Linked DNA regions of Mus musculus: region 2 is linked to region 1. Evidence: chromatin loops called from intact Hi-C (ENCODE). Cell type or tissue: heart. All regions are shown on one strand. Each heading gives the region's core, and the rest is flanking DNA. Links, peaks and the distances in the headings are about the cores only.

The links. Hi-C counts contacts between places; a loop is a spot of excess contacts. Peaks named below come from ENCODE experiments on the same cell type or tissue, not always from the same donor. Only the 100,000 strongest peaks of a DNase experiment are listed, where the experiment ranks them.
Region 2: it touches region 1 in a loop (4-fold over the local background); 19 of 42 quality-filtered maps call a loop at or near these places.

Annotation. Positions count from the first base shown.
Region 1 is chr4:49,518,477-49,523,851 of GRCm38, forward strand. Mrpl50 (mitochondrial ribosomal protein L50) reads right to left here and starts at 2,607. Exons shown (of 2, transcript NM_178603.4): 1 at 2,486-2,607. The coding sequence starts at 2,577. It overlaps Zfp189 (zinc finger protein 189), which reads left to right and starts at 2,700. Exons shown (of 3, transcript NM_145547.3): 1 at 2,700-3,119; 2 at 3,922-4,006. The coding sequence starts at 3,087. In heart, for the core only: no CTCF peak of the experiment used is centred there; DNase peaks (open chromatin) are centred at 2,675 and 4,305; H3K4me3 peaks cover 3,231 bases; H3K27ac peaks cover 1,484 bases.
Region 2 is chr4:49,624,651-49,630,025 of GRCm38, forward strand. No RefSeq gene overlaps it. Among named protein-coding and RNA genes, the nearest start is that of Gm45952, 4.6 kb to the right of the region's middle. In heart, for the core only: a CTCF peak has its summit at 2,576 (motif pointing left); a DNase peak (open chromatin) is centred at 2,541.

The DNA.
Region 1 (5,375 bases), core at 304-5,303:
GGAAAGGGAATCAATCTCACTTAAGGAAAGGCCCCCACAAGACTGGCCCATGGGCCAGCCTGTGCCCGAGGTATTTTAATGATTAATAATTAATGTGGGAGTGCACAGGTCACCTTGGGTGGTGCCACACTTAGTCTGGTGGTCCTGTGTGCTAAAAGAAATCAAGTAGAGCAAGTTACACAGAAGCAAGCCAGAATGCAGCACTGCTCCATGGTCTCTACATAGTTCCTGCCTCCAAGGTTCCTGTTTTGAGAGCCTGGCCTGACTTCCCCAGATGATGGACTGACCCCAAGCTGTAAAATAAAATAAACCCCTTGTTAGTATCAGGCACACCCATGAACAACTGGAAGCGACTTCACAGCAATCAGGTGTCTTTACAGGCAGCTCTCAGACCCAGAGAAGAGACATGTCCTCTCTAGAAGACAGTGTAGCTGCTGGCTCCTGCTGTGTCTATTCACCCTGCCCCCCTCTCTCTTTCCTTCCACACTCTCCCAAAGGCTGCCTCTGACCCCCTCCCAATAAACCTCCCATGTGAGACCTGCTGCACGGTGTGATTTATTTAGAACCGTGACGCTTATTTCTAACACTCCTTCCTCCTCAAGTTGCTTAGGTCATGGTATTTTAATCACAATAGAAACCCTAACAAAGACAATAACAAACATAAAAAGAAAGCCAGCACTAAGGTGAATTTATAGTAATAAATGACTACATCATTAAAGATTTTAAGCAACTTAATATTGAACCACATGAAACTAAAAAAAAAAAAAAAAGAAAAAAATGTAAATCCCAAAGTTAGCAAAACAAAAGCAATCATAAAGAGCAGAGCAGACACAAATCTCATAAAAAGAAACCAACAAAACTAAGGGCTAATACAGAAAACCTCAAAACCTCATGTAATTAAAATCAGAAATATACGGCGATACAAGAGATGTTTCACAAATAAAAAGTTACAAGAAGGAGCTTTACAGGCTGCAGAACCTAAAAGAAGCAGTTAAAGATCCCAGGTACATATAACCCTAAACCAAGAAAGAATACAAAGCCTCCGCCAGTCAATAGCAATCAGAGACATTTAATAAAGAGTCAGAAGTCGAGGGCTGGAGAGCTTTGAGCTCAGAAGTTAAGAGAACTCGCTGCTCTTCCAGAGTGCAGTCCTCAGCACCCACCTCAGGCTGCTAGCTCACAATCTCTTGTAACACCAAACTCAGGGGATCTGACGCCCTCTTCTGTCCTCCGAGAGTATCAGCACACATATATTTATACATACACATATGGACATAAATAAAATAAATCCTCAATAAAATCAGTGGTTTCTCTAGAGAAATAATAAATCACCCCCCCCCAAATGATCAAGAAATCTGGTTTGTTTATAACAGCAGGAAAAAAATATTTAGGAAAAAATAACCAAGCAGGTTAAAGATCTATACTCTAAAACTCTAAACCATCCATGAAAGAAACAGAAAACACACATATAAATGAAGAGACAGTCCATGTTCAATGACTGTTCCATGTCTGCACTACTTAAATACTTAACTCAAAAAAATCGAATGGCTTTTCCCAAAGACATAAAGAGCAATCTTAAATTACGAATAGCTGCAGCAATCATGAGCAAGAAAAACATGGAAGAAATTATGCTTCAAGATTTAAAATTCTAACACAGAGCTATGATGATTGACAATAAACAAAACAAACAAACAGAACGCAAAAAGGGATGTAAAAAGGTGGGATTGGCCTGACTGCTGAAATCTCTCCTCTATGTGAATATACATCACTACATCCATTTACACCTTAAAGAACGGTTACCTGAAAAATGAACAGTTTATCACCAACTGCCCCCCTTCTCCTATGAGGACAAAGATTTGGTCTAATTAACCACTTTATCTTTAATATTTATCATATAGTAAACACTAAAATATCTGTTGAGTGAAAAAAAAAAGAAATGAACTTGGGACATCTGACACTAACCAGGGAAAGGTTAGAGTTAATACATGGGGTGAGGATTCAAACTTCTAACTTAATACGTTCGTTGTTCTCTGAGGTCCCAGCGGTTAAATTTTCAGGCCCTAAATATTATCTAAGTAATATACATAGATCCCACAGGATGCAGTGAGGAAAACTGTGGATAAGCAGTTAAGTCACGGGGCTTCTGGATCCACCATGTGCGTGCTTCTCTTCAGTGGGCCTCAGTTCCCTCCCGTGTGGAACTAAAGCGTGGGAAAGAGAGTACTGCTGGGTACACACTTAGAGACACGGAAGGCATTTAGAAACTATTTGTTGTATGCATCAGTGAAATCTGGGAAAGCGCACCGTGTTGCCGTTAGAAGCGGTCCTGCCAATCGCAGAAACGTAAGCTTTTAGCTCGGATCCCTACTCCACGCTAACTCCTGAAGGCTCAGGACCAGGGTCCCATCTTAACCCTCTGAACTCGTCCCCTCCGCTTCTGATTACTTACGTGGAACTTAGACCATTGAGAAACACTCAGATTTACCTGGATCGAGACCAAAATTCTCTACGTGTTGCCAAGGGAAGCTTCCACAGCCAGCCTCTTCTTGCTAACCGAGACACGATCAGCGCCGCCATTCTCGACAAGCAACCCAAGAGCGCCAGACGTGCCCGACTCAGCCAATCAGATGAGAGCTTACTTCAGCGGCCCCTGACGTTGCCCAGACCTATGCATTCCGGGAAATGTAGTTCGCTTGCCATTTACGGAAGAAGGCGGTGGCTCGCTCCCTGGGCATGTTGGGAGTTGTAGTTGGAGCGGTTCCGCGAAGGCTCCGGGTAACGCCTTCTGGTCCGGGGGTGGTCGGTAGTAGTGCAGCTTGACTTTGAGGCGGAGGAATTGGCAACAAGGAGGAGATATTACAGGGAGACCCTAAGGCTAGGCAGCGGGACAGAGGACTGGGTTTGGGGTTGGAGGACAGCCAGACAGAACGTCTGATATGCCCCTAGGAACTTGACCGCTCCGAGACAGAGGCAGGACCACACCAGACCCATCCGGTGAGCCCCTTCTCGCCGAGCCTTATTTCCAACAGCCATCTAGGCCTCATCAGAGCCCCAATGTCGTGTGGCTGCTATTCCTGAACGAGGCGATGGCGTCCCCAAGCCCACCGCTGGAGCCAAAGGTGAGTTGCCCTTTCAAGAGATCTCCGTTATTTCGCCACTCCCAAGACAGCAAGGCCGCGCCATCACCTCTTCCCCTGTCCCCCTCCTGGCCATTTCTACAACTCTTAAGAAAGGACCCCAGTCAACTCCTGTGTACCCCTTGCTGCGGGACATACCCCTTGCTGCAAGGTGCTTTTAGTTCACTTACAAACTCCCCAAGGCCCCTTTTTCTTTTTTCCTTTCTTTCTTTTTTTCTTTTTTTCAAGAGTAACTTGATAAATCGGCTGGGGAAAATTAAGACTGCTCCAAGTTAGATCTCATTTATGAGTTTCTCAGGTGAGGCACTTTTTTCTTTCTTTTCTTCTTTTTTTTTTTTAAATCTCGTCTGTCCTCTGCAGCTAGCACAATGTCTGAACTCAAGGTGAGTGTTTAGAAAACCTAATGGAACTGCGTCGAATTGGGTCCCAAGCTGGTGTGGGTAGAAGCTTGGGGCGAACAGTGAGGCCAGGGAACGTTGGGGTGGTCTTAAGGCTGTTAACTAAAAACAGTCGTGGTATTAGTGTGTAATAACGAAAGCAGAGAAGACCTTCAGTTTGGAAGGCGTGGATCTAGACCAGTCCAGATCCTTTTCAGTGTGAGGTGCCATGAATTGAGCACCTTTTGGAACTCTTACTTACCGTGTTCCTCCTAGTGAATGGGAGCATGGTAAAGTGACAATAACTTCTCCCACTTTCAGTGGAGAGACCACTGGAACTGACTACAGAGAGAAAACAATTCCAGCAGTGGCTGACATTTGAGGCTATGGCTATGTTTCTTACTCAGGAGGAGTGGGGTTATCTGGATCCAGCTCCGAGAAGCCTGTATAAAGATGTCATGATGGACAGCTACGGAAAGCTGGTCTCGCTGGGTAAGAATGCACGCTTTTTCTAACTAAAATATCTAATAAGGTACTAACACTTAAACCCAGAATGCGTCAAGCAGTGTAACTGACACCAGCACTATTTTGTCCCAACCTTCTGATTCGGATCTTTCTACAACTCTGGTCTCCCTCGCTTCCTTGTTAGCAAAGGCTGGCTTTGGCAGCTTCAGAATCTCATTCCCAGACGGCTCTGTTGGCTCTGTACTTTCCTTCCCGGTTCATCTTCCCACGGCTCTCCTCCCACCCTCTTTTCACTCTGCCTTCTGGAGCCTGGGCTGCTCATCACACAGTGTTCCTTACCGCTCCGGCCTACACTGAAAGCTGGCACAGAGCCGAGCACACCACTTCTCTGGCAGACCTTCAAGTGGGGGCTGCTCATTCTCCCGGGTCCTCCTTCCTCTTGCTTTGTCTCAGGACTGGGAGGCAGAAGTTAAGTGTTCTCCCAGCTCTCCCAGTGCTTGTCCCAAAGCATTTATTTTTCCACCTTCCAGGAGCATGTCCTCATGTGGGGTCAGCAGTCCTGTTTCCCCCAGTGCTCCTGTTTATCATCATCTGTCACGACCCTCCCACTCCCACTACCTCCCACCCCCACCACCTCCCACTACCACCCCCCCACCACCACCACCCTGCTTAACCCAGTCATTGAGTGAGCTGCAGTGGGTCTTGATCCTGTAAACTTCAGGAACCCTGCTTTCCATACCATTGACTCTGGCCTTAATTTTGTTATGACAAGCAAGTCTGAAAACACAGTATCCTGGTCTCTGACCACTGTTGACAACTAAACAAAGAGCCAGAAAGGCTTGCTTCTTGCCCTGGTGGAGCCTAACTGCAGCTTACATTTCCGTCTTTCCTTCACCTTTCCACTTGAAGCAATTCATTCATAATGCATTTTCCGTCCCGTGATGTGTTCATGTCTCCCCCATGGTTTCAGTTCTCCCGACTTGTGAAGATCTCTTCTAATTGCCAGCATGTTGTCTGGCCACTTTGATACTATTGCTATACTTACTCTGCAAATTTCAAATCATGTATCTTTTATAAGATCTGTCCCTTCTGTCCCCTTCTACCTGATTCCCAAGCATCGCAGGATCAGTGTCCTACAAGTATCTAGTGAGGAGGGTTTTTTGTTTTCTTTTTGTTTTAGTTTGGTTTGGTTTGACTTCTTTGAGACGGGTTCTCACTGTGAGGCCCCGGTTGGCATGGAACTCACTCTATAGACCAGGCTGGGCTGGAGGATCAAGCGAGCCTAGGGCCTTGTTGATGCTAAACATCTTCTCTACCAGTGAAGTACAGCCCCAGCTCTTTACCTTAGTAACCCTTGTTCTAATATAGATTTATATCATGGTCTTCCCAACTTGGG
Region 2 (5,375 bases), core at 99-5,098, 110 kb after region 1:
AATACGTAATGCTGTGGTAAACAGTTGTATAGCCATGTTTTCTTTGGAAAATTTATGTCTCACATATTTTAAGCTATGAATACAAATTAGAAAGTTGGCATTTTTTTTTTTTTTAACAAAGAGTGGAGCAGAGACTGAAGGAAAGGCCATCCAGACCCTGCCCCACCTGCGGATCCATCCCATATACAGTCACCAAACCCAGACACTTTTGTGGATTCCAACAAGTGCTTGCTGACAGGAGCCTGATTTAGCTGTCTCCTGAAAGGCTCTGCCAGAGCCTTACAAATACAGAGATGGATGCTTGCAGCCAACCATCGGGGACCCCAATGGAGGAGTTAGAGAAAGGACTGAAGGAGCTGAAGGGGTTTGCAATCCTATAGGAAGAACAACAATATCAACCAACCAGACCCTCCAGAGCTCCCAGGGACTAAGCCACCAACCAAAGAATACACATGGTGGGACCCATGGCTCTAGCCGCATATGTAACAGAAGATGATGGTCTTGCTGTGGAAGCTGTTGTGGGTAGGTGAGTAGGGGAACACCCACATAGAAGCAGGGGGAGGGGCGATGGGATAGAGGGTTTTCGAAGGGGAAACCAGAAAAGGGAGATAACATTTGAAGTGTAAATAAAGAAAATATCTAATAAAAAAAATTTAAAAAGAAAGTTGGCATTCCTTTAAAAGTTAGACACTCTTTATAAGAAAAACCCCACGGTGTTCAGTACTTTTCGGATACTTTGGTACTTACCAGCTTAAAACTATGGGTCTCTTTGCTGTTAAGCTAAATGTCAAGGTCAGGAAACAAGAACAGAACCTGAAGAAATGCTCTTAACTGATAAGCTATCACTCTAGCCCCAATGATGAAATATTAATACACGCAATTGAGCGGAGTCAAAACATGTTTAAATCTATATATAACATTATATCAGGCTATTTGACATCAATTCTCCCACATTGATCTTAGAATAATTTAAAAGGCATGTAGTGATAAAAAATACAAGACAGTTTGTACATAATTAAGTAACAGTTCTTTTACAAACTTAAATGTATAGACCCCTCTTTAAAGGAAACTAATTCTTTGTGGATATATTGAATTATTTTCATTATAGTATTAAAATACAGTAACATACACTTGAGACATGCCTGCCCATGTAGATATAAAAGCTAAGACATACCCACAGCTACAAAGCCAAATAACATTTAATTTGACGCTTGACATTATTTTGCTGACGGTCCTTCTGCACCATAGTATGGAGAGAAACTCAAACATTCAATGCCATGTAGTACAAAAACATACAAGATCAAATCTATGAAGAACATAAACACCCCTCTGGCTATTAGGAGAGTCTAAAATGAGGTGCACCATCCTTAACCACTTATTAGCTCCTCTGTTTTCACACACCCTGCTAACACTCCTCTTTCCTGAACATACATAGTACAGGCTATGTATGTATGTTGCTTGGCCTTCATGTGGGTCCCAAACAACTGGATCAGGGCCTCTTCCCAAAACCTGTTGCCTGTACGTGGGATATGTTCTTCTAGCTGGGCTGCCTTGTCTGGCCTCAGTAGGAGAGGATGTGCCCAGCCTCATAGATAGGATGTGCCAGGGTGTGGGGATATCCAGGAGAGCCCTCACCTGCTCAGAGGGAAATGGAAGTGGGATGGTGGGGGAAGATTGTGGGATGGAGTGATCGGGAGGTGGGCATGTGTGGGATTTAAGTGAATGAGGAAAAAAAACAAAAAACTCCTTATCTTCTCTCTCCTGGAAGAAGAGGAGGCCTGGCTCTAGCAGACACAGTTGTCTATAAGCACACAGTGAGCATTGAACATAGGCATGGTTGACCTGGTGATCTGGGGAGGGGGAAGTGACAGTGTGGAGACAGAAGAGTGTGCTGAATGGCTGTAAGTTAGGGAAAGCTAAGGAAAGAGGGGTTGGACTTCTACAGAGTACTCTCAAGTGGGGCTGGATACCACTGTGCTCCGCAGCTCCTTCTTTCCCTCCTCTCCTCCTCCTCCTCCTCCTCCTCCTCCTCCTCCTCTTCCTCCTGCTGCTCCCCCTGCTCCTCCCCTCCCCCTCTCTCTGTTGTTTTAGGCAACACAGGGGTTCTCAGCTCAGCAGTTCCTTTTAAATATGCCCCGACAGGAAGCATAACACAAAAGTCACAACTCCCACTTCCTAAGAGCTTTCTCCTGACCATTCTGAGTCTAAGGCGGATCTGGTGGATTTCTATATAGTAGGTGATGCCATTTTAGGTACTATACAATTTTTCTAAAAAATAATAAGCAATTTTCAGAATGATATGGAGGTCACAATCAAACTCAATGCAGACTCTGTGGAAGACTGTAATGGAGGAGACAGAATAACAGTGGTTCAGGAAAAAACATTTGCAGAGACTAGGGAAAAAAATCAAGCAAAAGTCCATACAAAGTTTCAGGTTTTTTTTTTTTTCCTTGAGAGCATTGAGGCACCTTAAGTAGCTGTCCAGGTTTCTCAGTGTCTGAGATGACTGAAGCAGTTCCTTGTTGCCACCCAAGCTGTAAAATAGGGACTAGCGTGTTCTGCTGCCACCTTGTGGCGGAATTGTGCCATTAATAAAGACACATTCAAAGTTACATAGGGCTCTTTTTCAACAAATACTAACTTGGAAAAACTATTTGAAATTCAGCCGACTTCTCCCTTAAAAATATAATCAAGCTAGGAATTGTGGCACATGTTTGCAATACCAGAACTTTGTAGGCTGAGGTAAATGGGCCATAAATTCAAGACCAACCTAGGCTATGTAGTCAGCCTGAAGCACATGATGAAACGCTCAACGCATAGACAGACAGCTAGGCATGGTCACTCATGTCTATGATCTCAACATTCAGGAGATTAACACACAAGTCTGAAGTAATCCTCATGGTGTTTGAGGTTACATAGTGAATTCCAGTCCATTCCAGGGCACAGTGTGAGGCCGTGCATCAAAATCAATTTTTAAAAATCCCAATAAGTGAAAACATTGGTATTTATTAAATTATAACATTAATGAAAATGATGAGACATTTATAAGTGGAGTCATATGAAGTTACCATTTAAAGTGGTGGTTTAAAGATTATCATTAAAGTTGCTAGGCACCATCCAATCAGATGAAGTCCTTAATGTTAAGGAAGAAGAACGGTGGATACCTTTTCCCGTCTAGTGGGCAAGGATTCTGCCAGTGGAGTCCAACTGCAGCCATTTCCCTGGTTTGCAAAATCTGAACTAACCAAGCCCCATGACTTCATGAGCCAAGCTGTTCTTTTCTCATCCATCTTCCTGTGTGTGAGTGTGTGTGTGTTTGGGGTGTGTGTGTGTGTGTGTGAGAGAGAGAGAGAGAGAGAGAGAGTGTGTGTGTGTTTCTGTAGAAAGCCTTGCCATGTGTGAAGATGACAGATGACTTACTAGGACTTCTGAGAAGGATAACTTCCTCCGTAGCTGGATGTGGGGGGAGGGCACTCACAGGGTGAGAACGTAAACTTTCAGGAAAGGCTTGTTCTCCTCTCAGTATTTCCTCCCGGCACTCAGAAGTTAAGGTTGGAGGTGGCTTTGATCTCTTTCCATCTTCCTGAGACTCCCTTACAGATTCTAACCCCATTTTGCTGGCTTTATTCTTAAGAAACACAGAGGCTAGTTTGGGTCCTCACACAAGATTCGTGGAAGAAAGCAGATGAAAGGAAGAGACAGAGACAAGACAGGTAGGTAGCTCAGAACAAGGACTTGAAAGCAGAAACCCTTTGATCCTCTGGCCAGGAATGCCAGAAGGGAGCTTGAGGGTTTTAAAATCTCCTCCTAAATGAGCACCACGCATGGAGGCTCTACCCAAAGGTAGGAACTGAAACCATCGTGCAGACATTAACCCTTTCTGTCTAATAGCTATGGAACTGGCTCTATATTTTCATAATGAAATGGCTCTCTCTATATATCTATTCCCCAATATTAGCCTTTGCTTGCTATTCAGTGACCTTATGGTAAGCTGTAAGACATCAACTCTTGTCAGAGTAGTGTCTTTTATGATGCTTTTCAACGGGTGGGCCAAGGAAACTGAAGTGGAAACTTAAGGGTTCCTTGGAAAGTTGGTTGGATGGTGTTTTGCTGGGGCAAACACATAAAGGAAAGTTTCTCTGAAGCAGACACAGGAGAGGACGTTCTGCTAAAGGAAGCACCTGAAAGGACACATGGTGAAAGATTCTTTGCTAATGACACACATGTATTGGTCCACATTACATTGCATAGTTGAGTAGCATTTGTTGGGATGCCATAGAGAGAAATGCACCAAAAAACCCTTCTGGTAGTGTGCTGCAGTTTGTTGGCGCTTCCAAGGACTCAAGCTGATTGGATGCACATGCTGAGGCAAGGCATGTGGAGGACACGTGATGTTTGGAGGGTAGAAATAGGATTCCAGGGAGACAGAGCTTGGCTTGCTGGTTCAGCTAGCTGTACAATGCTCTCAAGGTTTTGCTGACCTTTGCTCCCTGAGAGAGGCACAGCTGAGAACTTCTCCTGGAGTTCAGTTGGTCCCTCCTGCTGATTTGAATCAAGGCTGAGGCCTGACTGTCTCTGTTAGGTCGTGTCACCGCTGTTGCTAACCCGACTCTACTGAAATGAACTGCTGGTATATCCATGAGGTATTTGCAAGTGGGTCAAGCTGCCACTGCCTGCTAATCTGTGAACTGAACCGCCATTTTCCAGACAACACAGATGGAAATTGTTCCAAAGAACCTTTCTAAACAGGTCCACACACACACGCTGCCCCTTATCCTTCCTTTTACATTACCCCTGGTGGGTGGTAGGTTATAAGGAAGGTTTAAAGCATTTAAGACCTACCATTAAAAATAGGATTTGAGCCGGGCAGTGGTGGTGCAGGCCTTTAATCCCAGCACTCGGGAGGCAGAGGCAGGTAGATTTCTGAGTTCGAGGCCAGCCTGGTCTACAGAGTGAGTTCCAGGACAGCCAGGGCTATACAGAAAAACCCTGTCTCGAAAAACCAAAAAAAAAAAAAAAAAAAAAAAAAAAGGATTTGAAAAAAATTAAAGGTACAGAAACAATTCTCACACTTCATTTTCACCACACTGCAGGGTCAAGTGCAGGGTCAAGTTCATTTACAGACAATTTTCTCTGGAACAGGTTAGATACTGCACTCCAAATTTTCTCTGGAACAGGTTAGATACTGCACTCCAAGGCACCAACAAAACAAGTTTTTCCACAGTTGACTTTTGTAGTGGCTATTTCTGGTTGTCAACTTGATTATATCTGGAATGAACTACAATCCAGAATTCGAAGGCTCACCTTTGGTCCAGATCTTGAGGCTGGGAGACACATTTCTGACCTGGATCTTGGCATGGAGATCTTGAGACATA